Regions from separate parts of the Homo sapiens genome. Here region 2 is linked to region 1. A link is an interaction called in ENCODE POLR2A ChIA-PET data of the cell type or tissue named here. Cell type or tissue: OCI-LY7. All regions are shown on one strand. Each heading gives the region's core, and the rest is flanking DNA. Links, peaks and the distances in the headings are about the cores only. Region 1 overlaps APBB2 (amyloid beta precursor protein binding family B member 2). Region 2 overlaps APBB2 (amyloid beta precursor protein binding family B member 2).

Region 1 (15,463 bases), core at 3,887-11,886:
AATAGTCAGCACGTAATGAATATTGTTATATTATCAAATGAAACCAGAAAGGCCTCAAATTTGTAAATTCATTCTTTTGCATTTTATTAAGTGTAGGGAGTTAATGCATAAATCAGATGGAGCTCTTTTCCACATAGAGCTCATAGTCAAATGGGGGAGACTTATTCGTCTACATGTTAGTGAAATAGCATATGAACAAAGAATATGGGGGTAGAAAGAAGAGTGTGATTAAATCTCCTAGGAGTATCAGGAAAAGTTGTTTTAAGACGGGTTTTGAAGGTTAAGTAGGAGTTTGCCAGGCAACAAAGGCAGAATAGAGCTTAGAGGATGTGGGAGGAAGCATCTCTAAAGACGTTGGCAGGTACAGCAGACACCCAGCAGTCACAGTGCTACAAGAGTATAGACTCTGGAGCCAGGATTGAAATTCTGCCAGTTACTGTTGTATGACCTTGAGTCACTTTCTTGACCTCTCTGTACCTCTGTATTTTCATCTTTTAAGTGGGGATCACAGGCTTTGGGTAGATAACTTGGAGTGCTTAGATCAGTGTTTGGCCAAAATAAGTGCTCAGAAAATACTGGCTTTTATTAGTGTTATTATTCTTGTATTTGCTATTGGAAGATAAGCATTAAGAAGGCTCATCAAATATTTTTAGTTCAGTTCAGTGATTCCTGTGGGCTTGGATAAATGCTGCGGCCCTGAGCCCATATACTCTCTTGAAAACAACTTTCACCATTTGAACACTGGTATTAAGAGGGGAAAAAATAACATGCATATTGTTCGAGCAGGAGAAAAAAATATTAAAATAGGCCAGACATTGGCACAAAGTTGTGTACAGATTGCTGATTAGGCAAAATAAAAAAAATAAACCGGCATGTTGAGCCAACATGATTTTGTTGTTAAATCTGGTGAACCACCTGTATCTTTAAGTGATCAATTTAAAGATAGTTTTGGTTTGTTGTTAATTGTCTTCAAATTACCCAGTGACATCAGTCTATGTTCAGAACTAATACAATTTAAAAAAACTAGTGCTGGAGCACACCCTCCGTGGTGGTGCCGCCTCACTTGGGCTGTGTTCAGAGGGGGAAAGGAGTGTGTGGGATTTCTTCGGCCACACATTTCAGAGCTATGATGGCAAATGCATGATTTCAACTGTGGTCTCACTTAGTTTTATTTTTATTTTTGAAGAGGAGGATTATTTCCAATTGTGGTTTTCTTTGATCATGAAAGGAAAATGTGCTCATGATGGCAAGAGTCAGGCAAAAAGAGACTAAAAAGTAAACATCACTAGAAATTTCAACATTTGGAGATAATTGTTAACACTTGTGGTCAAACCTTCTAAGCCTCTCCCCACTTGCAAAAAAAAAAAAAAAAAAAAAAAGCAGGGGGCTTTTCTCAACGACAGGAACAGCAAAGACCAGCACTGGATGTGGGGCAGTGAGGTTTTGGGGGAGATGCTTAATTGAAAATTGTTTTGGAAAGTTCCAGACAAAAACAGCAAAATGGTGATAATGGAATTTTTTTGCATTGAATGTGTTTAAAATCTTTGCGATAATAAGTGGCTGGGCAAAGGTTACCTATGTATTCATCCAGCATGTGTTTATTGAGTACCCACTAGGTGCTAGGGGTATAGTAAGTGGACACAACAGATGAAAATCTGAACTTTGGTGGCACTTGCACCCAGTGTCAGGACTATAGACAGTAACTAACCATAGTACGTAATTGACATTACAAACTGTAAGTGCTGTGATGAAAAATGAACTAGACGGGGGGATGGGTGATCATGGGATGGGCTAGGAGGGGATGTGATTTTTTTTTTTTTGAGACGGAGTCTTGCTCTGTCGACCAGGCTGGAGTGCAGTGGCGGGATCTTGGCTCACTGCAAGCTCCGCCTCCCGGGTTCACGCCATTCTCTTGCCTCAGCCTCCCAAGTAGCTGGGACTACAGGCGCCGCCACCACACCCAGCTAATTTTTTGTAGTTTCGGTAGAGACGGGGTTTCACCGTGTTAGCCAGGATGGTCTCGATCTCCTGACCTTGTGATCTGCCCGCCTTGGCCTCCCAAAGTGCTGGGATTACAGGCATGAGCCACTGAGCCTGGCCGGGATGTGATTTTTAAATCGAGGAGAGGACTTGAAAGAGTTGAGGGAGGATCCCCTGGGTTGTGCATATGGCGGGAAGGGGTATTCCAGGAGTGGAGGATGTCAGCAGGGTGGGAATGGGATCAGTGAGGGGAGGAGGAGCAGAGGAGTCAGAAGGATCTAAGGGTAGGGCTGAAGGTGGGAAAACAACCTGTAGGGCTGTTTAGGACACGGAAAGGGCCTTGACTTTGCTGCCAACGAAGATGTGAAGGCTCCAGGCAAGGGTAACAATCTAACTTACATTTTATGAGGGTCCTGTGGCAGCTGTGGTGAGAACAGACTTTAGGGGTGCTGAGGTGGATCAGGGAGACCTGTGGCGAGGCTCTTGTGTGGTAATCTGGTTTGGGAGAATGGTGGAGAACTGGATGCAGGTAGGAGCAGTGGAAGTGGCAAGAAATGACTGGATTCTGAATATTTGTTCAAAGTGGAGCGAGCACGGTTTGTTGATGGACTGAATGTGGGGTGTGATAGAAAGAGAGGAGTCAAGGACAATTCTGAGGATCTTAGTCGGAGCAGCTGGAAGCAGGAGGCTGCTGTGAATGGAGATGGAATGGAGCTGGTTTTGGTGGGGATTTCAGCCATGGATACCATCATTTGAGGTGTTTCATCAGCATCCTAGTGGTGATATGGACTGGGCAGTTGGACTTACGAGTTTAGAGCTTAGGGCAGAGGTCTGAGAGGGGCCTGTAGGTTTGGGAGTATAACGGTCACCCAGGGAGGGGGTGAAGACGGAGAAGACTTACATAGCACGGTCAGGTTAGGGCTGGACAGATGAGGAAGAGCTAGCAAAGGGGGCTTGAGGAGCAGTGGCCACTAAGACAGGAGTGTGACATCTTAGAAGCCAAAAGAAGACCATGTAATTCAAGGGAGAGGTATGATCTGCTGGGTCAGATCTAAAAATAAATCACACGTCTTCTTAAACTGTAGTAATTAACCACTGAAAACTTATGAGTGATCCAATATTACGTAAATAAAAAAAGAAAAAATTAAAAAAAGAAAAACGAGTGAGTGAGTATTCCTTAGATTTTATCTTACTTCAATATACAGAATTGTTTTAAGTATTCAGTACAAATTCCTCTGTTCTCTCTTCCCATACCCTAGAGGTCTCATTGTTAATAGTTAATAGTCTGGATAACCTTTCAGATGTGTGTATTTATTTTATTTTATTTTATTTTTTGAGGCAAGGTCTTGCTCTGTCACCAAGGCTAGAGTGCGGTGACATGATCTTACCTCACTGTGGCCATCCATCCTCAGACGATTCTCCCACGTAGCGGGGACTACAGGCGCCTGCCACCATGCCCGGCTAATTTTTGTATTTTTGGTAGAGACAGGGTTTTGCCATCTTGCCCAAGCTGGTCTCAAACTCCTGGGCTCAAGCAGTCCACCTGCCGTGGCCTCCCAAAGTGCTGGGATTACAGGCATGAGCCACTGTGACCGGCCCCAGATGTGTATATTTATTTTATCTATACTGATATCTGTATATCTGTATCTATAAATGATCTCTCTTCTTTTCTTTTTTGAGAGAGAGTTTCGCTCTGTTGCCCAGGCTGGAGTGCAGTGGCACAATCATGGCTCATTGCAGCCTTGAACTCCTGGGTTCAAGCAGTCTTCCTGCCTCAGCCCCCGGAGTAACTGGGAAGACAGGCACACACCATCACATCCAGCTAATTAAAACAATTTTTTTTTTTTTTGTAGAGATGCAGTCTCACTGTGTTGCCCAGAATGGTTTCAAACTCCTCAAAGATTGGGCTCAAAGTTCGGGCTCAAGTGATCCTCCCGCCTTGGCCTCCCGAAGTTCTTGGATTACAAGCTTGAGCCACTGCCTGGCCTCAATTTCACTCTTAACAAAATATTTCAAATATACAAATAATCTAAAAAGTGGGGACTAATGTTCTAGATACTGATATTCCTACCACACCCATCAGAAAAGAAATGCGAACACTGTTCTAGATGTTTTCAGATTTATCTTTACTTCTCCATTATTGCAGTTATTTTTACTATTTTTACTTGTGCCATTCAACATACACCCTCTTACAACTACTTGCTAGTGTGAGTGCATGGGTGTGTTTTCTCTCTCTCTCTCCCTCTCTCTCTCTACCCAGACTCTTCTACCCTGCCTAGGGCTATCCTGTGTTTTTCAGACAGTTGCTGTAACAGCAGCAGTGGTGGTTCTGTATCCAACTGGGTCCTGGGAGACCTGCAGAAGTAATAATGCAGAAAACAGCAGCCTCCGCAAGGAACATGTTAAGCTCACTGACAAAAAGTAGCTTACCTTGGGGAGTCCCTGGTTTCCATTCGGAGAGCTCAGGAGGGCCTGTGGGAGTACCATGGTCTAGGGGTAGGACTGAGGTTTTGGTGCCCTTCAGTTCTTTCTGCATATCCTAGCTTTGTCACCAGCTGTGACCTTGGACAAGTGACCTAAGCTTTATGCATCCCAGCTTTCTTCATCCAGAGGACTGAAAATAGTAATTGCCTCCTTGAAAGGTTGTTGTGGGGCTTATAGGAAATAACATATGTAAAGTGCCTAAGAGGCCTGTCACAGAGTATGTGCCAGTTACATTTGTTCTTTTTCCAGGTCTTTATCATCTTTTCCCTATTTTACTGTTAAGTTAGTTGGTGGACAAAAAAGATTGAGAGGTACATTATTTAAATAAATATGCTTTGGTTATCTATAACAGGATATTGAAGTTAGACAATTTTAGCGCATAAAATAGGTGAACTGAAACTAGAGCTCAACCAGTTTTTGCTTTTGTATTTTAAAATTTTAAATACAGTTTCTTAGCCAGTAAGCCTTTAGGTTTCACTGTGAACACGTTCATTGTCAAGCTCACTACTAGAAATCAAATGGTGCCTTTAACCTGTGGCTCTCAGGCCACCCCACTTGGCGAGTGACTTGGATTGGTGAGAACCCTCTTCTTTTTATAAAAAAGATTATTTAAAAAAATCATTTATAAGGTGTACAACATGATGTTATGGTATGATACATAGAGAGTGTAAAATCATTACTATAGTGAACCAAATTAACATATCCATCATCTCACAGTTCCCCATTTTTTTTGTTTTGTTTTTGTGCCAAGAGCAGCTAAAATCTGTTCATTTATCAGGAATCCCAAATATAGTACAGTTCGTTAGATTCCTAGTCTTGTTCATCCTACATATCTGCTACTTTGTATCCTCTGAACCTATATTTCCCCACCTCCCCCATTCCATTCCACTGTTTTATTCTCTATCTCTGTATGTTTGATATTAAATTTTTTTTTAAGATTCCACATATAAGTGAGATCATGTGGTGTTTTTCTTTCCGTGTCTGGTATAATACCACTTAGCATAATATCTTCTAGGTTCGTCCATGTTGTGGCCAATGGCAAGATCCCCTTTTTTAAGGCAGAATAATATTCTGTTGCATGAATATATCACAGTTTCTTTATCTGTTCCTTTGTAGATGGACACTTAGGTTGTTTCCGTATCTTGGCTATTGTAAGTAATCCTACAATGAACATGGCACTGCAGATATCTTAATGAGATGGTGATTTCATTTCCTTTGGGTATATGCCCAGAAGAGGGATTGCTGGCTCCTATAGTAGTTCTGTTTTGAGTTTCTTTGGTAACCTCCATACTGTTTTCCATAATGACTACACCAGTCTATATTCCCACCAACAGTGTACAAACGTTCCCTTTTCTCCACACCTTCAACAACATTTGTTATCTCTTGACTTTTTTGACAACAGCATTCCTAATGGGTGTGAGGTGGTACCTCATAGTGCTTTTAATTTCAATTTGCATTTCCTTGATGATTAATTGATGTTGAGTTTCTTTTCATATATCTGTTGGCCATTTTTATGTCTTCTTTAGGAAAAATGTCTATCCAGGTGACTTATTCATTTTTTATCAGGTTATTTATTTTTCTACTATTGAGTTGTATGAGTTCTTTATAAATTTTGGATCGTGACCGCCATATTAGGTATATGGTTTGCAAATGCTTTTTCCCAGTCTCATAGGTTGCCATTTCATTTTGTTGATTGTTTTCTTTGCTGTGCAGAAAAGGTTTTGATGTAGTTTGATGTAGTCCCATTTATTAATTTTTGCTTTTATGACCCAGGCTTTTGGCGTCATATCCAAAAAATCATTGCCAAGGCCAGTGTTAAGGAACTTTTCCCTTATGTTCTCTTCTGGGAGTCTTTATGGTTTCGGGTATTATGTTTAGGTCTTTTATCCATTTTGAGTTGATTTTTATGTATGGTATAAGATAAGGGTCCAGTTTTGTCCTTTTGTGTGTGGAAATCCAGTTTTCCTAGTACTGTTTATTGAGGAGACTATCCTTTCCCCATTGTGTCTTCTTAGTGTGCTTGTGAAATATTAGTTGACTCTATAGAACCATCTTCTTTCACACTTGGATTTTTAAAGGAGGGTTGGGGGAGAAATAAAAATAAATGAATGCGTAGAAATAAACTTTAAAAAGATTTGATAGCTGTTGATGTTGTCAGTGGACACCAGGTTGGGCAGGGGAATTAGATTGTTGCAGATTGTTCATAACCTAGCCACGTGGTTCGATTATGTTAAGCACATAGGCATTAATAAGGGGGAGAGAAGGCTGTTTATTGGTTAAAGTGGACAAAGGAGGAAAATACATGTGGTAGAAGTTGTCCACCCTCCTCATCCTCCCCACTCCAGTCCTCTGGTCCCATGAGTGAAATATTTTATCAGTCTGAGCGTTCTCCTTCCTGGATAGGCAAGGCTGCTGTCATTGAGATGTTTTTGACCTCTTGGGTGTGACCTGACTCCGCTGGGTCCCTGCCAAGCTTCTCCTCAGAGAGAATTGAATCGATCAGGTTGGGTCTCAAAGCATGGTCCACATGGGAAATGATGGGCCAACCACAGCTCTCTGGTTTTTCTTCTGCTAGCCTTTTTGCTGCTCTCGTTCATCAGAAACAGCAGACCAGCGTTGGTCCATTTCTTCAAAGCTCCTTAATCAGAAGTAGAGGATTAGCTTTCTTTGGCTTTTTTCTTTTCAGATCTTCTTAAAGTGTTTTACTTTGTATGGCGCAACCACTTTATGTTACTTTGGAGGTAAAGTTTAGCTGACTCCAGGAGTCAAGCCGTGTTTTTATGGACAGGTATGTGTGATTAGTATGAAGTTGTCTTGTGCATAATCTATGCAACAAAATACACTTAGTATCCAAACCTAATAATACAAAGGTGGATGCATATCCCTTTTCCATGCTGGATACTTGCTCTTCTTTTCCTACCTCTTCTGAGGAGATAATCACAGAACTTTAAGAAATAGCCTTTGTAGCTGGGTGCGGTGCCTCACAACCTGTAATCCCAGAGCTTTGGGAGGCTGAGGCAGGTGGATCACAAGGTCAAGAGTTTGAAGACCAGCCTGGCCAACACGGTGAAACCCTGTGTCTACTAAAAATATAAAAATTAGCCGTGTGTGGTGGTGGGTGCCTGTAATCCCAGCTACTCGCGGGCTGAGGCAGAGAATTGCTTGAACCTGGGAGGTGGAGGTTGCAGTGAGCCGAGATCGCGGCACTGCGCTCCAGCCTGGGCGACGGAACAAGACTCCATCTCAAAAAAAAAAAAAAAAAAAAAAAAAAAATAGCCTATGTAGGAAATTCTTTTGATATAGTAAGTTTTAGAAAGCAAATATACTACAATGAAATAATACTAAGCAGTATGTTAAACTATGGGACATTTTTATTTCTTCAAGGATTATAACACTGGGGGATTATCAACTTTCTAATGAAAAAAAATAATAGCACGTGTAAGATTGGACCTATTTGGATAATTAAATATTAATGAAAGAAGATGTGACTTTTGATTTTTAGCCATGAATTTTTAAGGGACTTCTATTTGAAGACATGCTGAATTGTTTACTAAATTCAGGAAACAGTTACAGATTTTCAACCCTGTGCTGAGGCAACGTGCAGGTGCTTAGGAGACAAAAGAGAATGGGCCCCAGGCCTGTCTCCCAGGGGTTCACAGACAGTAAGTGTTATCGTGGAGAAACCTGTTCATGTAACACAGAGGAGGGATCAGTTAGTTTTGTCTGGGGTGTTAGAGAAAGAAGAAGAAAGGAAATGACTTACTATGTAAGGACCACAGTTCTATGGCTGAAGAATCTGAGCCATGTCCAGAATACTTAGCTAATGACTTCCTCAGGAGAGAGAAGTATACCGCTATTTACTTGTACTGAGGACTTTAATTTGTTGAGATGCTTTTATTGCTTGATTTTCTGAGGTTAGGCTGTTTTATTGTTAGGTAGCAGCAGCCAGAGAGCTGTTTTCGGAGGGGATTTACTGTCACTGTAATGCTCTGGGGCTGGGAGACTTTTATTTACCCATTAACCTTTTACATTAAGGGAAAGCACACAGATCTTAGGTGTACTGCTTGATTTTTCCATATATATGCAACTGTTTAGCCATTACCCAGGTCAAGATAGATAACATTCCTATCCCTCCTGTGGCCTTCCTCCTGCCCCTTCCAGACAGTACCCCTCCCATTGTATCTTTATCACTGTAGGCAAGTGTTCCCTCTTTGAACTTGGTGTAAATGGAATCATGAAGTGATTCAGTATGTGCTTTCATTCTGACCACGTCTGTGCAACCATCCACGTTGTTGTGAGTAGCAACAGCTCATGTTTTTCCCACTGTATATATTATATGAATATACTTCAGCCTATCCACTTTACTGTTGACAGACATTTGGTTTTCCAGTTTATGGCTACTGGGAATAATGATGCTATGAATATTCTTGTATTTGCCTTTGGTAGACACTTACCAGGCATTTCTGTTAGGTATATTCTTAGGAGTAGGATTGCTGAATTGTAAGGGGTGTGTAGGTTGTTTAATAAAGTCTTCCAAATTGGTGGTTCCAGTTTACATTCCTACCAGCCATGTATGTTGCCACCACTTTTTCTTTTTTTGAATTGAGACGGGGTCTCACTGTCACCTAGGCTGGAGTGCAGTGGCATGATCTTGGCTCACTGCATCTGTGCCTCCCAGGCTCAAGCAAACCTCCCGCCTCAGCCTCCCTAGTAGCCCAGACTACAGGCACGTGCCACCACACCCTGCTAGTTGCCACCACTTTTAACCCGGTTAGAACTGCCTTTGTTCCTTACCTTAGTTCACATAAGCATCCCCACACCCACAGGCACTGTTTTAGTCTGTTCAGGCTGCTGTAACAAAATACTCTAAAACAACAGACACTTATTTCTCACAGTTCGGGAAGCTGGAAAACGTTCGAGATGAAGGTGCTGGCAGATTAGGGTCCTGCTTTCTGGCTCATAGATGGCCATCTTCTCACTGTGTCCTCACATGGCAGAAAAGGGCCAGAAAGCTCGTAGAGGATCTTTTATAAGGGCACAAATCCCATCCATGAGGGCTGTACCCTCGTGATCTAATCACCTCTTAAAGACCCCACCTCCCAGTACCATCACATTTGGAGTTGGGATTCCAACACATGAATTTTGGAGGGGAACAAACATTCAGTCTGCAACAGGCACCACAGCTGGAAATCTTCCTGCCTCTTTAAGATTCTTTTCTTTTACTTCATGGAGGTAGCTTGTCAATAGGGCTGGAAATGTCTCTGGAACCTGTTTTCTTTTTCAGTCCCCAGATGTCTTCATTTTTTTCTCACCTTCATGATGGCAAAGCCTGCTAATTGGTTGTTCTGTCTCTAGATTTTCTTTTCTACAAGCCAACCTCCACATGTTCCCCTAGAATAGAAAGATACATAACTAAAAGCACCTATCACAGTTTATAGGCACTTTAATGTGAATTGAATGGAAATCTGATTTAAAACTGGCTGTATTATACAGTCTAAACTCTTTTGCATAAATATGTATTGGAAAGAGTTAAGGAGTAATGATTTTTCATGCTATTGAGGATCTCATTTGGGAAAAATATAAATATATAAATCTCAATAGATGTTTATGTATGTATACACATATATACATACATGCATACATAGAAACTTTTTTCCTTTGCCTCTGCAGTGAGATTTGGATTACAAAAGAAGCTAAAGTACAAATGGATAACTCATGTCACATAAATGAATTGAGAGTACTGTCTGTTTAAGGATCTTTCAGTTTAGATTTTAAAAGTTTTGGTTGATAATAATAAATAACTCTTGGTTGGCACTTAACAGTTTATGAATGTGTATGTGTGTACATAAATGTCTGTGTTGCTTATTTAATTCTTACAATGACCATGTTCAATAGATAGTATTACAGTATTCTTTTTTGCAAATGAGGAAATAGGGTCTCTGATGAGCTGAACAGTCGTCCAGGGTAACATGAATTGTACTTGATGGTTTGGTAAAGATAACAAAGCCTTCTGAATTCATAGCCCATGGTCATTAAATTCATTTATCTCCTATCTGTGTATGACTTCTGCAGATAAGCTCTGAACTTAAGTTTGTGTGTATAATATTAGCCTATTGGTACAACTGTGTATTATTAATGTTGTTTGTTTTTCTCAAATTTAAAAGACTCTTATCTTTTTTCATGTTATAAAAATGGCATGGTTTTTAGTAGGAAACACAGCAGTAAATAACAAAGTATAAAAAGCCATTTTTTAAAAAATCACCTGAAATCCCACCATTTTGATAGGTGTTACATTTTAATATTTGGCAAGTAAAGGACTGCTGCCTTTTGCTACCTGAGATCTTATTTTGTATCATTGTATCTTCACTTCATTAGGAAAACAGTTCTTACAGAAGCTCATCTCTGACTTGATTTTATTTCTGTGCTGGGGTTGTTTGCTAAAACTTGAAATAATCTTAAATGAAAACACAAAATACAAAATAGCATTCTCATATTGATGATTCCTATATGTGTGCAGAAGCTAGGAATTTTAGTGATAAAATTAAGTTCTTTGTTGCTATGCATCTTAAATATTTGTTTGCATTTCAAAGGAACATATAGTACAGTCAAATGCATGGATTTGGAGTCTGACAAGTTTAGGTATCAGCTCTGGCTTCATAATGTCCTAGTTGTATGGCATTGAGCATGTTTATCGATTAATACCTACCTGATAGGGTTGCTGTGAACACCCAACAGTGCAAAAGTAGTTGTAGTTAGTAATAATAATAGTGCTGTATTAAATGCATTTTTTACTCATGATATTTTCAATTTATGGTGGGTTTATTGCAATGTAAGTCAAGGGTATGGGTAATGATGGTGCTTTATTTCTAGTCAGCAGTAATTTGTTTCCAGATAAAGTAGAGATCTGAACTACAACAGTGGTAATACTGAGTGTTTCCATAGGATTGTATAGACTCTGCATTTTTTTGAGTGAAACAGTTGTTGACATAGTGTAAGGGTTGACACATTGTATTTTTGAACTTCTTGGAATCTGCTTAATGGCAAACAGGTTGCTGAGAACCGAAGGTCTTAGCTGCAAAGTGAGCATACATACACAGCCCTGCAAAGCTAGGTGCATACCAGACAAGTGAATAACATACTAATTATTATCCTACCTTGGTAGTAATAGAATTGTAGCTTCAGGCACTATGTAAGACCTAGCTTTTTGAGCTGGCAAAATAGTGATTACTATTTTTAGTTCAATTTCTGCTCTTTAAAAAAACATAGTATACTACTTGCTACTCCTGGATGGTTTTATGTATTTTAATTAATGTTATCTTATTGCATTTGTACCCTGAGGCTGCTTTAGTGAAAGATATAATTTCAGAAGGCTGATGAAATTAGATAGGTCTGACTAGGAAGACTCTGTTATTCATATTTATGGTTATAAAATATTTCGGGTACATCTGTGTAAGACATTCTTGTGCTATAAACATACAGACACTGTTGTGAATCAATTTGCCTTAGAGTGTGGTAGAGTAGTTACAGACCAGTATAGTAGCTCTAGTGTGGGGGTGATTTGTTGTTTTTGTTGGGGGTGTTTTTGGTATTAAACATGACTTTACATTTTTCACTTGAAATCTCATCGTGCAGTGCTGTGTAAAGAAATGAAAGTGATTCTAAACCAAACACACACAACACTCCTCAGCTCTATTACTTTATAGTCAGGCTTAACACATTCTGATGGAATTGGCATGAAGTACGTGACCAGGTAGAAATCAGCTTTATTTGGTCTAAATGACTAGCCGGTTATAGGGCATGGAAAATCTATTTTAAATCACTTTCCAGAGCCAAATGCAATTAAGATGTTGCAATAAAGTGAAGGCCAATTCTCTGAGAAAGAAAGAAATACTATTTTGAATGAAAAAAATACTATTTTATTTGACATAGTCAATAAAGAAGAAAAGCTATAATAAACTATTTATAATGATAATGTGCAGAGCAGAGTTTTCTTTGAAATGGGAGTTAAGAATTACATAAAGGTGTCACAGAGTGATTGAACAGTTACTATACAGCATATTCCCTACCTTAAAGGTTAGGGTCCTGAAACCCTCTTTATGGTAGATCTTGTGGTTGTGAAATTTGAAATCTTAGGGGGAAAGGTCATGGGCATCAAGAGAAGAAGTGAACCTTAGGAAAACTTAGTACACATTGTTTTTAAGATTCTCTGAAATCAATAGCAATGTGCATTTTAGAAACCTCACACAGCTTCATTGTAATGCTGTGTATTCCTTTTGCTTTGTGATACATAATAACCATATTAAGATGCTTTTGTTGTATCCAGGGGCCAGTCATCTATCCAAATACTTATTGCCCTTTCTTCTTTCTGCTCTCCTTCATCCATCCATATATTTCCATTCAATCATTTCTCCTTTCCTGCGAGGTGCCATTTTAGGCTTTGGGGATACAATGAAACAAAGTTCCTGCCCTCAGTAAGATTACACTCTAGTGAAGGGAGATAGATAAGTGTCTCAGGTTGGATTCTCCACAGGCGGACGCTGAAATGGAGTTTGGGAAGCAGGATGTTTATTTGCGATCAATTCCTGTGAACAGGAGGTGGAAGGAGAATTGTGCAGGGGAAGAAGCTGAGCTGTGATGCAGGTTTGGCGGAGTCTCTGCCAACCTTCCAGAGAGCTCTGCAGTGAATGTCACCTCTCAGAGTGTCCCACACAGAGGTGTGGACTACCCTGGGAAGGATGTGACCTCAGGCAGGTGAGGCTGCACTCTGTAGCCAAGGCTGACCCCAAGGAACTGAGTCATGGACGCTGTTTACCTGCATTTGCTCAGCAAGTTCTTTCTTTATTGGGGGATCTAGCAATGCATCTCCCAGTCTGCCACAATAAGTACTTAAAGTACCTGGTGGTGACACACAATGGAGAAAAATAAAGTGGATGAGGGGGACAGACAGTGTTGGAGGGAGGAGAAGGCCTTAAGGAGCTATTTAAACAGAGGTCTAAAGGAATTAAGGGCTCTGGGGCAGAGTGGTCTAAGCCCAGGGAAGAGCTAGAGCAAAGGCTAGACATGAGCCTGGCCTGTTGGAGGAACAATAAGGGGGCCAGTGTGTGAGCTAGGGTATGAGCATGTAGGGTCTTTTGGCCATTGCCTTTTATCCTTTATGAGGTGGTGTATTACTTTGCTAGGGCTGCTGTAACAAACTACTATAAACTGGGTGGCTTAACCCAGGGGTCTTCTACCCCCAGCCAGGGATACTGGTCTGTGGCCTGTTAGCAACTGGGCCACACAGCAAGAGGAGAGTGGCAGGCCAGCGAATGAAGCTTCATATGTATTTACAGCCGCTCCCCATGGCTCTCATTACCACCTGAGCTCTGCCCCCTGTCAGATCAGTGGTGGCCTTAGATTCTCTAAGGAGCACGAATCCTATTGTGAACTGCACATGTGAGGGATCTAGGTTGTACGCTCTTTATGGGAATCTAATGCCTGATGATCTGTCGCTGTCTCCCATCACTCCCAGATGGGACCATCTAGTTGCAGGAAAACAAGCTCAGGGCTCCCACTGATTCTACATTGTGATGAGTTGTATAATTATTTCATTATAAATTACAATGAAATAATAATAGAAATAAAGTGCACAATAACTGTAGTGCGCTTGAATCATCATGAACCGCCCCCTCCCACCCCCTGCAACTCCCCCAGTCCATAGAAAAATTGTCTTCCATGAAACAACTTCTTGGTGCCAAAAAGGTTGGGGACAACTGGCTTAAACAACACAAATTATTGTTTTACAGTTCTGGAGGCTGGAAGTCTGACTCAGGTTATTGGTAGAGTTGGTTCCTTCTGAAGATCATGAGAGAAAGAGAATCTGTTCCATCCCTCTCTCCTAGCTCTTGGTGGTTTCCTGGCAATATGTGGCATTCCTTGGCTTATAGATCTCTGCCTTCATCTTCACATGGTGTTCTCCCTATGTATGTGTCTCTGTGTCCAAATTTTCCCTTTTTATAAGGACATCATTCATATTGGAATTGGGGCCCACCTAAATGACCTCATCTTAACTAATTACATCTGCAATGACATTATTTCTGAATACGATCACATTCTGTGGTACTGGAGGTTAAGAGTGTAACATATGAATTTTTGAGGGACACAGTTCAACCTGTAACAGGTGGAAAGCCGTCAATGGGTTTTGAGCAGAGGAATGATGCAATCCAACTTAGGTTTATAAAGGATCACTGTTTTGTGGAGAATAGAATGAAAGGAGGAAGCAGAGTCATTGTAAAAAGCCAGGCGAGACAATGGTGATTGCTGGGCCAGGGTGCTAGAGAGGGCGGTGGTGTGGACAGGTTCCAGATATAAGGTACAGCTGACAGAATTTCCTTATAAATTAGATATGGACTGAGAGAGAGAGAAAGAGAATGTAAGCATAGACAAGGATGGCTCTCCTGGGCAACTGCAAGAATGGAATTGCCATTTACTGAGATGGGCAAGGTCTTGGAAGAAGCCAGTTTGGAGGTACCATTAGGAGTTTGATTTAGGACTTAGGTTTCTGATGCTTCTTAGACATTGGTATGGTTAGGCTTTGTGACCCCACCCAAATCTCATCTTGAATTGTATTCCCCATAATTCCCACATGTCAAGGGAGAAAGTAGGTAGAGGTAATTGAATCATGGGGGTGGTTTCCCCATGCTGTTCTAATGGTAGTCAGTGAGTTCTCACAATATCTGATGGTTTTATAAGGGGCTCTTCCCCCTTGGCTTGGCACTTCTCCTTCCTGCTGCCTTGTGAGGAAGGCGCCTTGCTTCCCCTTCACCTTCTGCCATGATTGTAAGTTTCCTGAGGCCTCCCAGCCATGCTGATCTGTGAGTCAATTAAATGTCTTTCCTTTATAAATTACCCAGTCTCAGGCAGTTCTTCATAGCAGTGTGAAAACAGATTAATATAGCTATTCATGTGATGATATTGAATAGGCAGTTGGATATATGAGAGATTCTGGAATCCAGAGTTC
Region 2 (15,463 bases), core at 2,890-10,889, 220 kb after region 1:
CAGGGGAGTGAGGGGAGAACTGGATTAGTAATTTGAAGCCAAAAAAAGGGTGAAAGCCTTTTGAGAAACCAAAGATAGATTCCCTGTTGTCCATATACTGGAACACGTTCAATTCACTTATTGAAGACTCTCTGGGCCCTTACTCAAGGCCTGTTTACTCGGATTTATGTACATTTCTAACATGGTTTCATAGTTGACAAGACATTATTTGCAGTGGGTTAGAAGAGAGTGGATGGTGGGAGGACGGATCAGCAGAAAAAATAAGCTGATAGAACCAAGCCCTCTGGTATTAGGGAGTGATAGCCTAGCATTGGGGTGGGGAGGAAGGAGAGGGACCCAGACCAAACCCTAAATGCTGAAAGGACATGTCAGTTAGCAGTGGTAGAGACAAAGGGTTGAAGTGTCTCTTGTTGTAGCAGTTAGCAGTTGTAGCAGAAATTGGAGAATATTCTGCACATTTGGGATAAAAGGGGTATGTAAGTAAAATCATGTTTTGAGCACTTTTTTTAATAAAGCAGAGAAATGATCAATGAGCATCAATGCACATGCCCCTCGGCATTTGTAATGTAAGGTTGCTTTGGCTCCACTAGAAATGTGAGTTCCTTAAAGGCAGCGACTGTATGCCATTCTTACTGTGTATTCTCAGAATTTATGTTAGAATCCAGCCCAAAGTAGTGAGTCGTTCAGTAGATATTCTCTGATCATGTTAGATTAAAGAGGTTTACTTCTCCAGACAGATCTTCATGGAGATATTGGAATTAGATATGCCTGAAATTGGATGTATAGGCAAGCTGTAAGTTCAGCATCCCTTCTTATAATTCTATAACAGAGAAGTGGTTAGGCAACTTCTGTTCTTTTAGTCTCTGTTTACTATAATAAAACTATAAATCTTTCTCCTTTTAAAAAAGTAGCTGTATATGCCATTTATTAACTGGTTTACTGATTTGTTGGTCTGTTTGAGCACACATGTATTGCTCCTTCTGTGTCCTTGGCCCTGGGCTAAAACCTGAGAGTATAGTGTGGTGAAGATTTCTCCCTACCCTCAAACAGTTCTGGTATCTCTGAGTACATTCACTATATTAATAAGTTGAATTGTGTCCGCCCAGAAAGATACATTGAAGAGCTAACCTCTGGTACCTATAAGTCTGACATTATGTAGGAAGAGAGTCATTGCACCTGTAATCAAGTTAAGGTAAGGTCATTAGAGTGGTCCTAATCCAATATTTAGTGGTGTTCTTAGAAGAGGAAATTTGGCTGGGTGCAGTGGCTCATACCTGTAATCCCAGCACTTTTGGAGGCCAAGGTGGGTGGATCACAAGGTCAGGAGTTCGAGACCAGCCTGACCACCGTAATGAAACCCCGTCTCTACTAAAAATACAAAAAAATTAGCCAGGTGTGGTGGCGCGTGCCTGTAATCCCAGCTACTCGGAAGGCTGAGGCAGGATAATTGCTTGAACTTGGGGGGCGGAGGTTGCAGTGAGCCGAGATCGCGCCACTGCACTCCAACCTGGGCGACAGAGTGAGACTCTGTCTGGAAAAAAAAAAAAAAAAGGAAATTTGGAGACAGACACACACACAGAAGAAAGAGAATGCCAGGTGAATCCAGAGGAAGATGGATATGTGAAGACAGGCAGAGATTGCAGTTGTGCTGCCACAAACCAAGGAATGTCTGGGACTACCAGAAGCTCAAAGCAGCAAGGAAGAATCCCTCCTTAATGGTTTTGCAGGGGAGCATGGCCCTGCCAACACCTTGATTTTAGACTTTTTGCCTTCAAAACTATGGAACGATAGATTTCTGTTGTTTTAAACCACTCAGTTTGTGATACTTTGGTACAGCAGCCCTAGGAAATAAATACAACTGTAATACATTTCTGTGTGAATCAGAGACCTGGTGGGAAATAGGTGATGACTCCAGTGAGACACAGGGGTGAGAGCACACTTAAGAAAAACTTCCAAGGTATGGGGAAGGCTTCTAGGGTTGGCAGCGGCAGGTTTTCATTAGCACGTCCAGGCCTGAAGGGCTAAGTCAAGAGAAAGTTCTTGGAACCCAGGTAGAGCTAGATTGACACCTGTGAATTTGAGAAGATGGCCTGACTAGTCCAGGCTAACTTGTGCCATGGTAGAGAGGAAGCTGGGGTGTTAATATCCTGACCTTCTTTTCCCAGGCTCTCTGATCACTTGCTGAGCCTCTTATTGGTCGAACCTGCCAAGAGAGCTCATTGATGTAGTCCATAGAGTTTACCTCAGGATACACAGCAGGGTGGAAAAGAGGGAGGGTCGATCTGGAAGGGAAATTGGAGAATATTCTGCACATTTGGGATAAAAGGGGTATGTATATGTCATTCAAATATATGTTTATGGGAAGGAAAGAATCTAATGTGTAAGACAGTGTTTATTGTACATACCACTGGTTCTCAACAAATACTTCTGATTAAGGATATAAAATATCTAGAAATGTTTATGTTGCAGTCTAAGATTCAAGGCTGTGGAATTCATTTAGCAAATTCTTATTAAGCACTCACTGTAGTGCCAAATCTTAGACAGGCCCTGGGGATAAGTACTGAGCAAAATTGACTCTATCCTTTGCCTTCATTGAGCTAATAGTCTAATGTCACCAACTGTATTCACTAGGGTTAAAACTTCATGGGATTCGTTACTTCTCTCATGACACACAATGTAACTGGAAATTACTAACTGGATTCCACTCTTCACCTGTGGACTGCAAGCTTTGTGAAGTCAGCAGTGTGGTTGCCTCTGTTTACTTCTAACACCTAGTTCAATGCCTGGTTCCTGGCACATGTGCATTGAATGAACTGATGAATGAATACATGAATGAATGAATGAGTGCCTTGTATTTACTATTTAGGAGTTTCTGAAAATTAGTGGATGACTTAAAGTATATAAAAGTGGACAAATTAAATATATTAGGGATTTTGCTATTTTATTTATTTATTTATTATTATTTTTTTTTTTTTTGAGATGGAGTCTCGCTCTGTCACCCAGGCTGGAGCGCAGTGGCGCCATCTCGGCTCACTGCAAGCTCTGCCTCCCGGGTTCATGCCATTCTCCTGCCTCAGCCTCCCGAGTAGCTGGGATTACAGGCGCCCGCCACCACGCCTGGCTAATTTTTTGTATTTTTAGTGGAGACGGGGTTTCACCTTGTTAGCCAGGATGGTCTCCATCTCCTGACCCTGTGATCCACCCACCTCGGCCTCCCAAAGTGCTGGGATTACAAGCATGAGCCACCACAGCCGGCCAGGATTTTGCTATTTTAAAGGATTGTTGGATTAATCCTGTATAAAATTGAGCAGTAAAAATAGTCTATAATTTATCTAAGTGTGGATTTTTATTTGTGGGAATTTTATTTTTTGTTGAGAGCACTTTTGTTCGATGTTAGAGATTGAAACCAAATATTATATTTTAGTTTTCTCTGGTCACTCTTCTTATGAATTAATTGTCCCGTAAGGATACGCGCTAAAGTTGAAGCTCAAATCTGAACATGAAAGGATTCATTATGCACTATAGGCTTTTCATACCTATTAATAAGTCAATGGTTTGAATGTAGATCAAGAATTTAAGGGATTACTTTCACTAATTTTAATGTTAAAGCAAAATATCTGCCACCTGGTGTCAGATTAAGACTCAAAAGGTGTCAAAAGAAGGGGATATATGATAGGTTTTCTTTCTCTACTTTTGAAACATTTTCTAGTACTAAATTAGAGATATTAACTCCTTCAGGCCTCTTAAGTTCTATTGCTAAATAGAGATCAGTGCTCCTTTGATGACCATATAAGGAAAACGTTTCTGGGAAAAATATTGCAGAAGCCATGAGCGGTTATGTTATCTAATAGCCTCAGAATGGGAAAATTTAAAGAGAATGGAAAGCAGCTGACATAACCATTTTCCCAGAGAAAGCTCCTCCTGCTTCTGCATAAAGATGTATAATGTAATCCTTAGAGATCTCACTTCAATTATTGTGTCCTTTATTCGAATGAATAAGTAGAGAATTTAGTTTTTGCACTTGTCAGTACTATAACATGCCTTCTCAGCTTAAAAGTAATGGAGGAAATTACTTGTAAAAAAATTAATGAAAGAGATGAAAGATAAGAGAATTCAGGTTTAAAAAGTCACTGGTTTGTTTCTCAGTATGTTTAAATTTTAGGATTAATTTTTTTTCTTCCTCCTAGAGTTCGAGTCTCATAAGAAAGAATCGTGTTAATAGCCCCCGTTATGTTTTGCTGGAGTTTATCAGTCGGTAGAAATCTACTGAGCAATAAGAAGATGTTTCATAGCCTTGGTATAGGAATCATTGCGAGCTTGAAGGTTCACCCATACTAGGAACTTCTAAGGTTACAAGTATGTATGAAGGAAAATGCTTCTTCTCTTGAGACATAAACTGTAAATAAATGGCACAGTCAGAAGGGGACTGTTTAGTTATTGGACCTTGGAGAATTCTTAGAAGACATAGGGGCAAATGTATATGTACTGTCTGAGAGAGAGGAAGCCCTCCAATGTTTGGGAAGGGACAGTCTTTGGTTTTGCTGGACTTAAGGTGATGGTTTGCCTGGGACTGAGGGGTTTCCTGGCTTGTGGGACTTGCAGTGCTAAAACTGGCCAGGTTCCAGGAAACGAGGGCAGTGGGTTACCCTTAACTAACGTGACCTGCTCATTGCAGGTCACTTAGTGTGCCTGGCCTCTACCTACCAGTGGTGCCTCATTGTGGGAACCCATCACTCCCATACATTTTCATGTGTCCCGAGATAGGAAGTACCCCTCGGGAGAACTACTCTGAGTCTAGCCCGTGGTGTCAGAGCATTCTAGTCTCACTGGCAAGACCATTGCTGAAGTAGAATGGATGCATGAAGCTGTCTTCAGTCTTAAAACAAACAAAACCCAAATGCAGTTAGTTTAAATGCCTTTGGTTCAAAAAAAAAGGAGGAGTGGGGAGAGGTTGCAATGTTAATCTAAAATCAATGCTTGGAAAAAATGAGGAAATTGATTCTGAGGAGAATGAGAAAAAAAATGAGATTGAAACCATACTAAACGGGGCATCGAGTGCAGTGCCATGCGAAAGGAAGTCTTTCATTTTGTTCATAAACGTTTAAGTCAAGTTCTCACTTATTCATGATCCTTATTAAGGAGTAATTAGTGGTTCCCATATAATCTTCAAATTAATTTATATAGTCATGCCAAGATGTCCAACTTTTAGAAGATTTGGGAGGGTAGGAGGATTAAGGGACTTCCAGGATAATGGGCCCTCATCCCTCTTCCCCATCTCCTTTGAATAAACGGTTGCTTCCTAATGAGAAAACAATCCTGTAGAAGGGATGAGGATGAGGGCAGAAAAAAGATGGATCCCCTCTGACGTAGGCAGGTTTAGGGTAATATCAATACATGTAAGGGCAGGATATGTTTTGAAAAATCCCTGACTAATTACAGGGCTGTTATACAGCACTTAAGTATGTGTTATCATTATATGTGAAGAATATAGATGCAAGCACAATTTTATTGATTGAAAAAGCCCAGCCTGATTCTATTACTTAAAGGGATTTTAAAGATATTATATTGGGTAACCTTGGGTTGAAACATGTTCCCTTTACAATCCAAAACTGGTCAATGTATTCTTTATTTAACCTGATTGATTCTTGTCCTCTCCCTTTAAACATAAGCTTGTTCACAGAGATACAGCTGGAAGTCATGTTGTCATGACAACAGTTACACGCTGGGAGGAAGGACTCTTTAAAACATCCAGGGACTGGGTTTTTAATCACTGATTTATATTGATAGCAAAATTAAATGGGGATGCAGAATTCATAATTATATGTTACTTTGGCTCCATATTTTCACTTATTGACATGTAATTTTTGAACACGTTAGGATAAATAGCTTTTTACACTTATACAAATTCATCTCATCTGTTGTCTATGTTGTCAGTAATAATAATCTGAAAACATATGGATTTCCCTGCTCCAAACTCTTGATAGCATTGTGTTGCCTGTATAATAAATTCTAAACTCATGAATGTGGTACATACAGTCCTGCAAAAAACAGCTTCCACTTTTCATTAGATTTTCTTCTTAAAAGCATTTATTATGGATCTCACACATGTAACTTCAGGGTCCTTAACTTCAGGGTGTAGGAGCTAAAGGAGGTGGGTGTGTCACACTAGAAACTATAATGCTAAGTTGAAATTTGCCCTGAATAATTTGTCTCTAAATGGAGATGGTAGTACAGAGATGTATTAGTCTGTTTTCACACTGCTGAAAAAGACATATCTGAGACTGGGTAGTTGATAAAGAAAAAGAGGTTTAGTGGACTCACAGTTCCATGTGGCTGGGGAGGCCTCACAATCATGGTGGAAGGCGAAAGACACGTCTTACATGACAGCAGGCAAGAGAGAATGAGAGCCAAGCGAAAGGAGAAATCCCTTATAAAACCACCAGACCTTGTGAGACTTACTGACCACCATGAGAACAGTATGGGGGAAACCTCCCCCATGATTCAATTAACTCCCACCAGGTCCCTCCCAGAACATGTGGGAATTATGAGAGCTACAATTCAAGATGAGGTTTGGGTGGGGACACAGCCAAACCATATCAAGAGAGGAACAGGTTTATTTCAACAGTGGGTGATTAGGAAAAGTTTTGTGGAGGAAGTGACCCTTGAAGAATGAACAAGTTTTAGTGTCAGATAGAAAAACAGGAGATTCCAGCCCATAGGACCAGCAAAGGCACAGGGATACAGATATGTAAGGCATGTTGTGAGACCAGTGAGTGTCCATTTGGATACTGGATTGGAATGGGGCATAAGGAAATGAGATGGCAAAGAGAGGAGAAGCCATATTGAAGAGGGCATTGCATGCAGTGCCATTCTAAAGGAAATCTTACTTTGCACAGGAAGAGGAACAAGAATTGGTTGAAATGGATGTTCATGAGAAATTAATAGCTGTAGTATGATTAGAGGAAGCACTGTAGTCACAACAAGCAGTCATAAAGCCAGTTTTGAATCCAAGCGAGGCCCTGGAAAGTGTAGACTGAGGCACTGTTAAGGAGGTTAGCAAGCAGAGCATGCATCTACGAGCACTGTACTTTTCTGGAGTCAGTTTCTGAAATACAATTTTATATATTGACTAATAGGTACTCAGGAACATAGGTTCTGGTATATGACTGCCTGGCTCAAATCCCAGCCTACTGTTACTAGCTCTGGGACCGTAGTCAGTTACTTCCCTCCTCTGTTTCTGCTGTAAAATGGGGAGAAGATGACACCAACCTTAAAGGGCTGCTGATACACAGTAAGTGCTTAGAACAACAGTGCCTGGCACACTGTCAGAACTTCAGTAAATGTTAGTGTGGCTGCTGCTGTTGATGAAATGTGAAAACACTGCTCAGTGTTTGGCACTTTTTATGCTTTTTAAAAGCTATCTCAAGAATGTAAATTATCGGACTCTATTTCTACCCAGCATCTCAGCCTACCCCTCTAAAAGCCCTCCCTTCCACTTGATGGGTAGCTGTTGTCTAACCATTATGTCCCAGGCACTGTGCTTAGTGCTAGGGGTACAAATGTCACAGGATCCTTGGAGGTGTAGCTCTTCTGGCATGAAACCTCTGGCTGGTTGCACCTTTGCCCGAGTTTTGCTCGGGCCTGCTGGGCTCATTCCACCCACTTGGCCTGGGAGACTGCACTCGGCTCACGCTTCTAGCCTGGATCCCACACCTGCCAAAAGTGAGCCAGACACGAGTGGCAAGGGCTGTGTGAGTGAGCATGGGGTCCGGCCACTGCACACAGCCAGGCATACCTAGCTGTGGTGGGGCAGGCAGCTCCAGGTGCTGGCATGGGTACTGGCTCCCTGTGAGGCTGTGGCTGGACCAGGCATACTGCAAGTAACTTCCATGGCTGGCACCAGTAAACGCATCGGTGCCCAGAAGCTTGGAGATGCCAGGAACCACAGAGCCCCAAAGAGGGAGTCATAGCCCTGGCTCAGGGAGCTCCTAGGCCTGGGCTCCCCAAAAGGCTGCAGCTCTTTTTCTCATTGCCTGCAACGTGGCAAGCAAGGGGCGTGTTTCAACCCTGTTTGTGTTACAGCTCTTTCAGCCCTGCCATTCTGCAGGTCCCGAGTTCTTGTCCTACGTCCAGGAAGAATGAGGTATGCAGACAAGTAGAGGGTGAGCAAGGTGAAGAGGTGCTTTATTGAGTGACAGAACAGCTCAGAGGAGACCCACAGTAGGTAGCTCCTCTCCACAGCCAGGTCATCCTGTTGTCTGCCCAGCTCTCAGCAGAGAGGAAACCCACTGGGTTAGCGCCTCTCCACAGGCAGGTGATCCCATCATCTGCCTGAGTCTGGCTGAACCTGGGGTTTTTATGGGCTTCAGAGGGGAGGAAGTGCATGCTGACTGGTCCATGAGTGACCATGGGCAGGCCTAAAAAAGCACCATAAATTCTCACCCTGGTCCATGGAACTGGCAGCCCAGCCCCTAGGCCTCTGGTTGTCCCTGGCCTGAAGGTGCGGTTTCACTGTGGACCTGACCCTTTCTGCCCAGGAGCCTATCTGCCTCCTGCCGCCATTAACCTGCCATTCACAGTGCCCATGGTGCCCAGGCTGTTCATGCTGAGGGGTGCCTGCAGACCTGTGCCGAGCCACCCTTAACCTCCCCTCAGCCTCTCTGCTGTGCTTGTTGGTGCCCAAAGTTTGGAGGGGGCTGAGGCAGCAGGGGGCTGGTATGCCAGCACTGCCTCAAGCACGCACATGCCCATCCAGGTTGTGACAGTGCCCAGGCTCAGCCACAACTGCTCCAAAATTGGAGTGGGGAGAGGCCAGGCAGCAGGAACAGGCACTTCTGAGCCTGCAGGGGCAGGGGGCTTTCTAGGCCCCCAAGAGTACAGAGATGCCTGGGTCCACATTAGCAGCTGGGTGGCTGTAGCTGCGCCCAGGAGGGTAGTGCCCCCCTCCCTCCAACTTGGAAGGTGGGGCAGCATTCACCTGTTCCCAACTCCCTCTGGCTGGTGGAGTCCACAGCCCTGGCCATGCCTCCTCCACTGCAGCCAGCATCATAGCAGCACTCCAGATGGGCTACCGCTGCCATCACAAAGACGAAAATGCAAGGATCTTGTCATAAAAGAGTGTGGCAGCCTTTACTACATAGCAGTTCGTGCATACAAAGGAGTGTGAGGAAAATAGTACACATGTGACAGAGAGAAAGAACGAGGGGGGAGGAATTACTGAATATATAATCTCTAAATTGTTAATACAAAGGTCATTTTGATTATAAAAACACCTCCCAGTAGTAGATGCTTAAGTCACATATTTGTGCATCTATATTGGTAAATTATCAGTTTTTTCCAATTTAAATCATAGTTTCAGTATGAGTTATATTAGGATATTCTTTGTGTTTAGTTTCAAGGATTGGACTTGAATTTCTAAAGAACAGCATTAATTCTAGAGAAGGGTAAAAGTGTTGAAAGTGAGAGCAGTAGAACGTTATGAGTGCTTCAAAATTGTTGGCCATTCCTTACCTAGAATTTTAATATTTAATTCAGAACAAGTTTTGTATCCTTCCAGTCATGGGACCACATGATGTTTTCCAGGACCTTCCAATTTGAGGCTCCAAATAAATTTTATAAAAAGAATCTCTCTTGAACCTCTGGCTCACTGGAAGCCTCTAAAATACTGCCATTCATTAGAAATACAATGTGAGCCACATCCCTAATGTTAAATATTTAATAGCCACATTCAAATAAGTAAAAAGCAATAGACGAGGTTAATTTTAATCATCTATTTTATTTAACTCAATATATAAAAAATATCATTTTGACATAGAATCCATATAAATATTATTATTTTATATCCTTTTTATTGTTTTCCAAATTCATGTGCGTTTTATACTGACAGCACATCTCAATTTGGACTAGACACGTTTAATATGCTCAGTAGCCCCATGTGGCCACTGACTCCCCTATTGGACAGCACAGCTCTAGAACTTGGGGCTTTTCAGAGCCTTGGGCCCCTCCAATAATTATTTAAACAATGTCTGTATCTTTGGTGACTTTTCATTAGTATTTTTACAGTTAAGGAAATATATAAATCTAAAAATGCAAGTTTGTTTTGGACTTAAATTGTAAGCAGTTAATTATATGTCATAATTCGTGATATATTTTCATCCCTGCTCCACGCATGCAAAGCATCCCTCTTATTTAATGGACTTACTTGTTTACTTGCTGTTATTTCCTTACCTAGCTGCCACGTTTTTCCACCCATAGTCAACCATTTTTTTTTTTTTTTAATTTTTTGAGATGGAGTCTTGCTCTGTCGCCCTGGCTGGAGTGCAGTGGAGTGATATCATCTCACTGCAACCTCCACCTCCCGAGTTCAAGCAATTTTCTTGCCTCAGCCTCCCAAGTAGCTGGGACTACAGGCACGTGCCACCACGCCCAGCTAATTTTTTATATTTTTAGTAGAGACGGGGTTTCACTGTGTTAGCCAGGATGGTCTCGATCTCCTGACCTCGTGATCTGCCCGCCTTGGCCTCCCAAAGTGCTAAGATTACAGGTGTGAGCCACCACTACCGGCTACTATTCTAATGTGTTTAATGGGTAACTTTTTGTTCAAAACTATACTTGCAATGTGCATTGTTGTGTGTGTGTGTGTGTGTGTGTTTATTCAATGGGTATTTTCCCCCGTGTACTGTGTTTTGGAGATGTATCCATAGGCTATGTGTACATGGGCTGCATTGTTTCCAGTGGCTGGATGGTGCTCCATTCTGTGAATCCAACACATTTTACCTTTCCCCTGGTAGAGTGATAGACTTGCAGGTTGCCCCCATTTTCCCAGTACCACAGGGAGCACCCCGCACATTCCTCTAATTGAACTGCATGAGAAGGCATGTGGCATACACTCTCGATATTGCTGGGCCATAGGGTGTATGTCGTTTACTTCTTTTGGGGAAAAAAATGATTTGTTTATCTTATTTTTATTGATGAATGTATGGATATAATTTTACGTGGTTTTGCTCAGTGAAAAACACAGCATTGCAATTGTTGGTTGAATCAGATGACAGGTAGGTGAATCAGTTATGGACTGTTTTTTTAGGGATAGCTTACTAGTTCAATGCTTGTAGGTGTATTTCTCAAACAGACCCAGTGGCCACAAAAGAGGGTCAAGCTTTTCCAGGGTGACCAGTTGAAATCTGGGCCAAGTACAAGTGTATGTAGCCTTTAGTCACAGTAAGAAAATCTTCAGTTCTTGTTCTATCAGCAGAGCAGAATTTATTTTTTTTTTAAATGAGTTAGTCATGGAAGCAGAAAGTTGGTGGGGGGTTGGAGGGATAAAAAAAGGTATTACCCTTAACAAAAAGAAAGCCCATGGAAAATTCATGATGAAACTGCATTCTTGCTTTTAAAAGTAACTTGTACTGTTGCATTCTTCAAAGGAAATTTTTTAAACTCTGTATTTTCTTTCAATTCCTTTCTGTTTTGGGCTCCATGGTTGGGTACTTCCCACTGTAATATTTTCTAAAGAGAAGGGTAAATGCACTCAGTTCATTCATCAAAGCATGTCTGCAACACAGGAAGACACGCAGTGTTTTCTTCTATGAGGAAGAAAGCACAAACAGCTGTCTAGGACAAACTTCTTGACACAGCCATGCACTTGGTCCCACTGATGTTTGCCAAAATAGGCGATTATTGTCAGTATTTTTGTCAGCAGTGAGGAAGACTTTGATATAGCATCGGATTCATTTGCTTCCAAAGAATGTTTCTCTATTCCCACTTCTGAGAGCTAAGGATCATTTATGTGTGATGAGCAGAGTCTTCTCTCAAAGGCCTTTCATTTATAGTAATTCCTTTCATAGAAAAAGTAATAGAGGCTGGGCGCGGTGGCCCATGCCTGTAATCCCAGCACTTTGGGAGGCCAAAGCAGGAGGATCGCTTGAGCCCAGGAATCTGAGCCCAGCCTAGGCAACATGGCGAGACCCTGTCTTGCTAGAAAATCAAAAAACATAGTTGGGTGTGATGGTGCATACCTGTGGTCCTAGCCACTCAGGAAGCTGAGGTGGGAAGATCGCTTGAGCCCAGGAGTTTGAAGCTGCAGTGAGCCATGTTTGTGCCACTGCCCACCGGCCTGGGCAACAGAGAGCAATACCCTGTCTCAAAAAAAAAAGAAAGGAAGAAAAAAAGAAAAAGTAATGGAATGAGTTTGAGGAGGAAGATGCTTAGAACATGCCAGAATTCAAGAGCAGAAAGACCATCATTAACAAATGGACGCTAACTACCAGTAGATCCAGAAAGAAGGAACTGGAGCTAGCCCAGGACAAAAACCTGGTATAAATCAAGATTTTCACAAGCGAGAGGCTTAGATTTTGCAATGAGGAAGGGGAAAAAAAGAACCAAAGTATTTCTGTAGTGTAACAAATTTGGAAACCTTCCCAGAGACCCTGCAGATAAGAAACCTCTAACGCTTCAAGAGCGTTTTTCTCATAGGAAAATAATTTTAGCTACTGGCTGGAATTCGAGGCCTAGTGGGTTAACTGGTACATTTGTGGGTGAATAAAAAATAGCAAACAGCATTTCTGAATCTTTTTTGGATGTCATAGCAAAGGAGGACTCAGATTCCCCAGGCAGGCTGTATGGTGATATGTACTCCCCAACCCCCACCTGAATCCCTCCCTTCCTCCTTCCCTCCCTTCCCCCACTTCTTTGTCCTCCTCTTTCCCATTCATATAGATACTATCTAGGCAACCTTTGTAGTTTCTCAGAATGAGATAGGAAAAAAAGGGGACCACTCCTAAATACATTCTCTTATATTCAGAAAACTTACATTGCCCACCTATGACGTATGGGACATGTTTGCGGTACCTTGGTTGATTACAGTAAAAAGAACAAGAAGTCTGGTCTTTGCTTTAAGGAACTTAGATCTGTTCAATTTGTGATTAATAGCATCGATAAGAGACCTTTTTGAACATTTTGCAACCGAGAATTCACAATTTAGACACCAAATAGTTCTGTGTTCTCATCTTTACAGAAAGGAGGATGTCCTTCTAAACTTTGAGCATGAATTATCGTTTGAAAATTTTGAGAATAATTATTTCATTTACTGGTTCTTTCCTGGAATTTTGGCTCAATTACCTAATATTGTCTTATGCTAGATTCTATTTTTGAGAAGCGTTAAAAAAAATGGCAGTTTCTATACATGCATCCCTGGCAGATGGGATCCACAAATACCCCTGCCTCCTTTCTGTCAATAGCCCCTGCATCTTTGAAAAACTCAGAGCTCTGCATATCACTTTTTCATTGCTGGGAAAGAAAAACCAAGCTATTCCACAGGTGTGTGGCAGCTAATTGGTTTTGCCATTTTGTTAACCCTCTAGAGAACGTTTGCTTTCCTCTCTTGACCTAGAATTGGAGGGTCTTGAGGAGGAGAATGGCATAGATCAAAAATTGAAAACCTTGAGTCAGATTAATGACTGGATGTTGCTTGTGGTTGGCTGAATCCTGCAGGTATTTCTTGAAGTTTGTGAAAAAATAAGCCCAATGCAGTGTCTGCATTTGGTCTGCATTTGTCTGCATTTTTGACAATACTTGGAAATGAGGTTAAGATGCTTGGATTGGTGGGTGGTGGAAAATGAATGAATCATAACCGATGAAGTTATATTCCAACAATATGATGTTTCAGAAGGAGTCTTGGGCCAGATGAGAATCAGGAAACTGGTTTCTTTTTTTTTTTTTTTTTTTTTTTTTTTTTTTTTACATCTTTTTTTTTTCTTTCATTATTATACTTTAAGTTTTAGGGTACATGTGCACATTGTGCAGGTTAGTTACATATGCATACATGTGCCACGCTGGTGCGCTGCACCCACTAACTCGACATCTAGCATTAGGTATATCTCCCAATGCTATCCCTCCCCCCTCCCCCCACCCCACAACAGTCCCCAGAGTGTGATATTCCCCTTCCTGTGTCCATGTGATCTCATTGTTCAATTCCCACCTATGAGTGAGAATATGCGGTGTTTGGTTTTTTGTTCTTGCGATAGTTTACTGAGAATGATGATTTCCAATTTCTTAACCCAACTCTATAATTTAGATGTCTATATGTTTGTGTTTGAATAGGAGATTGCAAAGCTAATCCATTAGAAGCTGTTTCTTTCCTAGACTAGGCCTGGAATTTAGTTTTTTGCTGTGAGATGAATGAAATAGGATGAATTTCAACTATTAGTAATACAAGACCCCAAAATAACTGTGACTTATTACAATAAAAATGTACTTCCCTTTCACATAGAAGCCTGGCAGTAGCAGTCCACTAATATGATGGCTCTGCCCTACAAAGACCTCAGGAACCAAATTTCTTCTGCCTTCCTGCTCTGCTGTCCCTAGGCTATGTCCTCATAGTCCAAGGCAGCATCTCTGTTGCAGGCAGAAGGAAAAAGTATGCCCGACTGCTTTTTTTTTTTTTTTAAAGGAGGGCTCTTGGAAATTGCCATACAGTCCTTGAGCTCACACTTCAATGGTTAGAATTTACTTGCATGGCCACACCTAGCTGCAAGGGAGGCTGGGAAATGTAGCGTTTATATCGGGTGGCCATGTTTCCAACTAAAAGTTTATATGGCTGTAGGAAAGACTGGCTGTTGATGAACACTGGCTTTGATGAACATCAAAAACAGAAAAAAAGTGGCGGGGCACGGTGGCTCACACCTGTAATCCCAGCACTCTGGGAGGCCAAGGTGTGCGGATCACAAGGTCAGGAGATCAAGACCATCCTAGCTAACTCGGTGAAACCCCGTCTCTACTAAAAATATAAAAAATTAGCCGGGCATGGTGGCGGGTGCCTGTAGTCCCAGCTACTCAGGAGGCTGAGGCAGGAGAATGGCGTGAACTCGGGAGGCAGAGCTTGCAGTGAGCCGAGATCACACCACTGCACTCCAGCCTGGGCGACAGAGCGAGACCCCGTCTCAAAAAAAAAAAAAAAAAACCCGAAAAAAAATTTCTGTTTTTGATGAACTTCTTTTATTATATAACTTTGTAAATTTTTTGACCAGTAATTTAAATATCTTAACCCCATGGGTCTATTCTCTTGTGTTATTTATTGACTGAAATATATTTATATGTTTTATATAGCCTGCCTCAAATTCTTTTTTTAATGTAGGTAGAGGTACTCCTCTTATTACTGAGAGGAGTAATAAGAAAGAAGCTTTTACTCTGATCCCTTTAAGTATGTTTTCACAACATAATCTCAGAAAAACGTTTTTCTCTGTACTCCTCCTCCCCATCCATAGTCTAAAATCCTTTTTTACATCAAATATTAAAGCTTGTCCATTAACCACTCTGACAGGCTGAACAATTTACCTCCGTTCTACTGATTTTTTTAAGGGCACTTAACCTTTAAAATACACTTAACGAATAGGATGGCTCCCAAATAAAAATACACCAAGATTTTTCTGCAGCCAAATGATAAGCATTTTCCTAACCTCGATCAAGT

Evidence for each region. ChIA-PET counts read pairs that join two places held together with the same protein. Peaks named below come from ENCODE experiments on the same cell type or tissue, not always from the same donor. Only the 100,000 strongest peaks of a DNase experiment are listed, where the experiment ranks them.
Region 2: POLR2A ChIA-PET joins it to region 1 with 7 read pairs; 4 of 35 experiments call an interaction of 5 or more read pairs at or near these places.

What each region holds. Positions count from the first base shown.
Region 1 is chr4:41,182,516-41,197,978 of GRCh38, reverse strand. The region is part of intron 1 of APBB2 (amyloid beta precursor protein binding family B member 2); the gene reads left to right. Among named protein-coding and RNA genes, the nearest start is that of APBB2, 24 kb to the left of the region's middle. RefSeq lists an enhancer at 8,373-8,452. In OCI-LY7, for the core only: no CTCF peak of the experiment used is centred there; a DNase peak (open chromatin) is centred at 8,108; H3K4me3 peaks cover 1,642 bases; H3K27ac peaks cover 2,662 bases.
Region 2 is chr4:40,959,941-40,975,403 of GRCh38, reverse strand. All of the region lies in intron 6 of APBB2 (amyloid beta precursor protein binding family B member 2), which reads left to right. Among named protein-coding and RNA genes, the nearest start is that of NSUN7, 220 kb to the right of the region's middle. RefSeq lists an enhancer at 8,273-9,235. In OCI-LY7, for the core only: no CTCF peak of the experiment used is centred there; no DNase peak of the experiment used is centred there.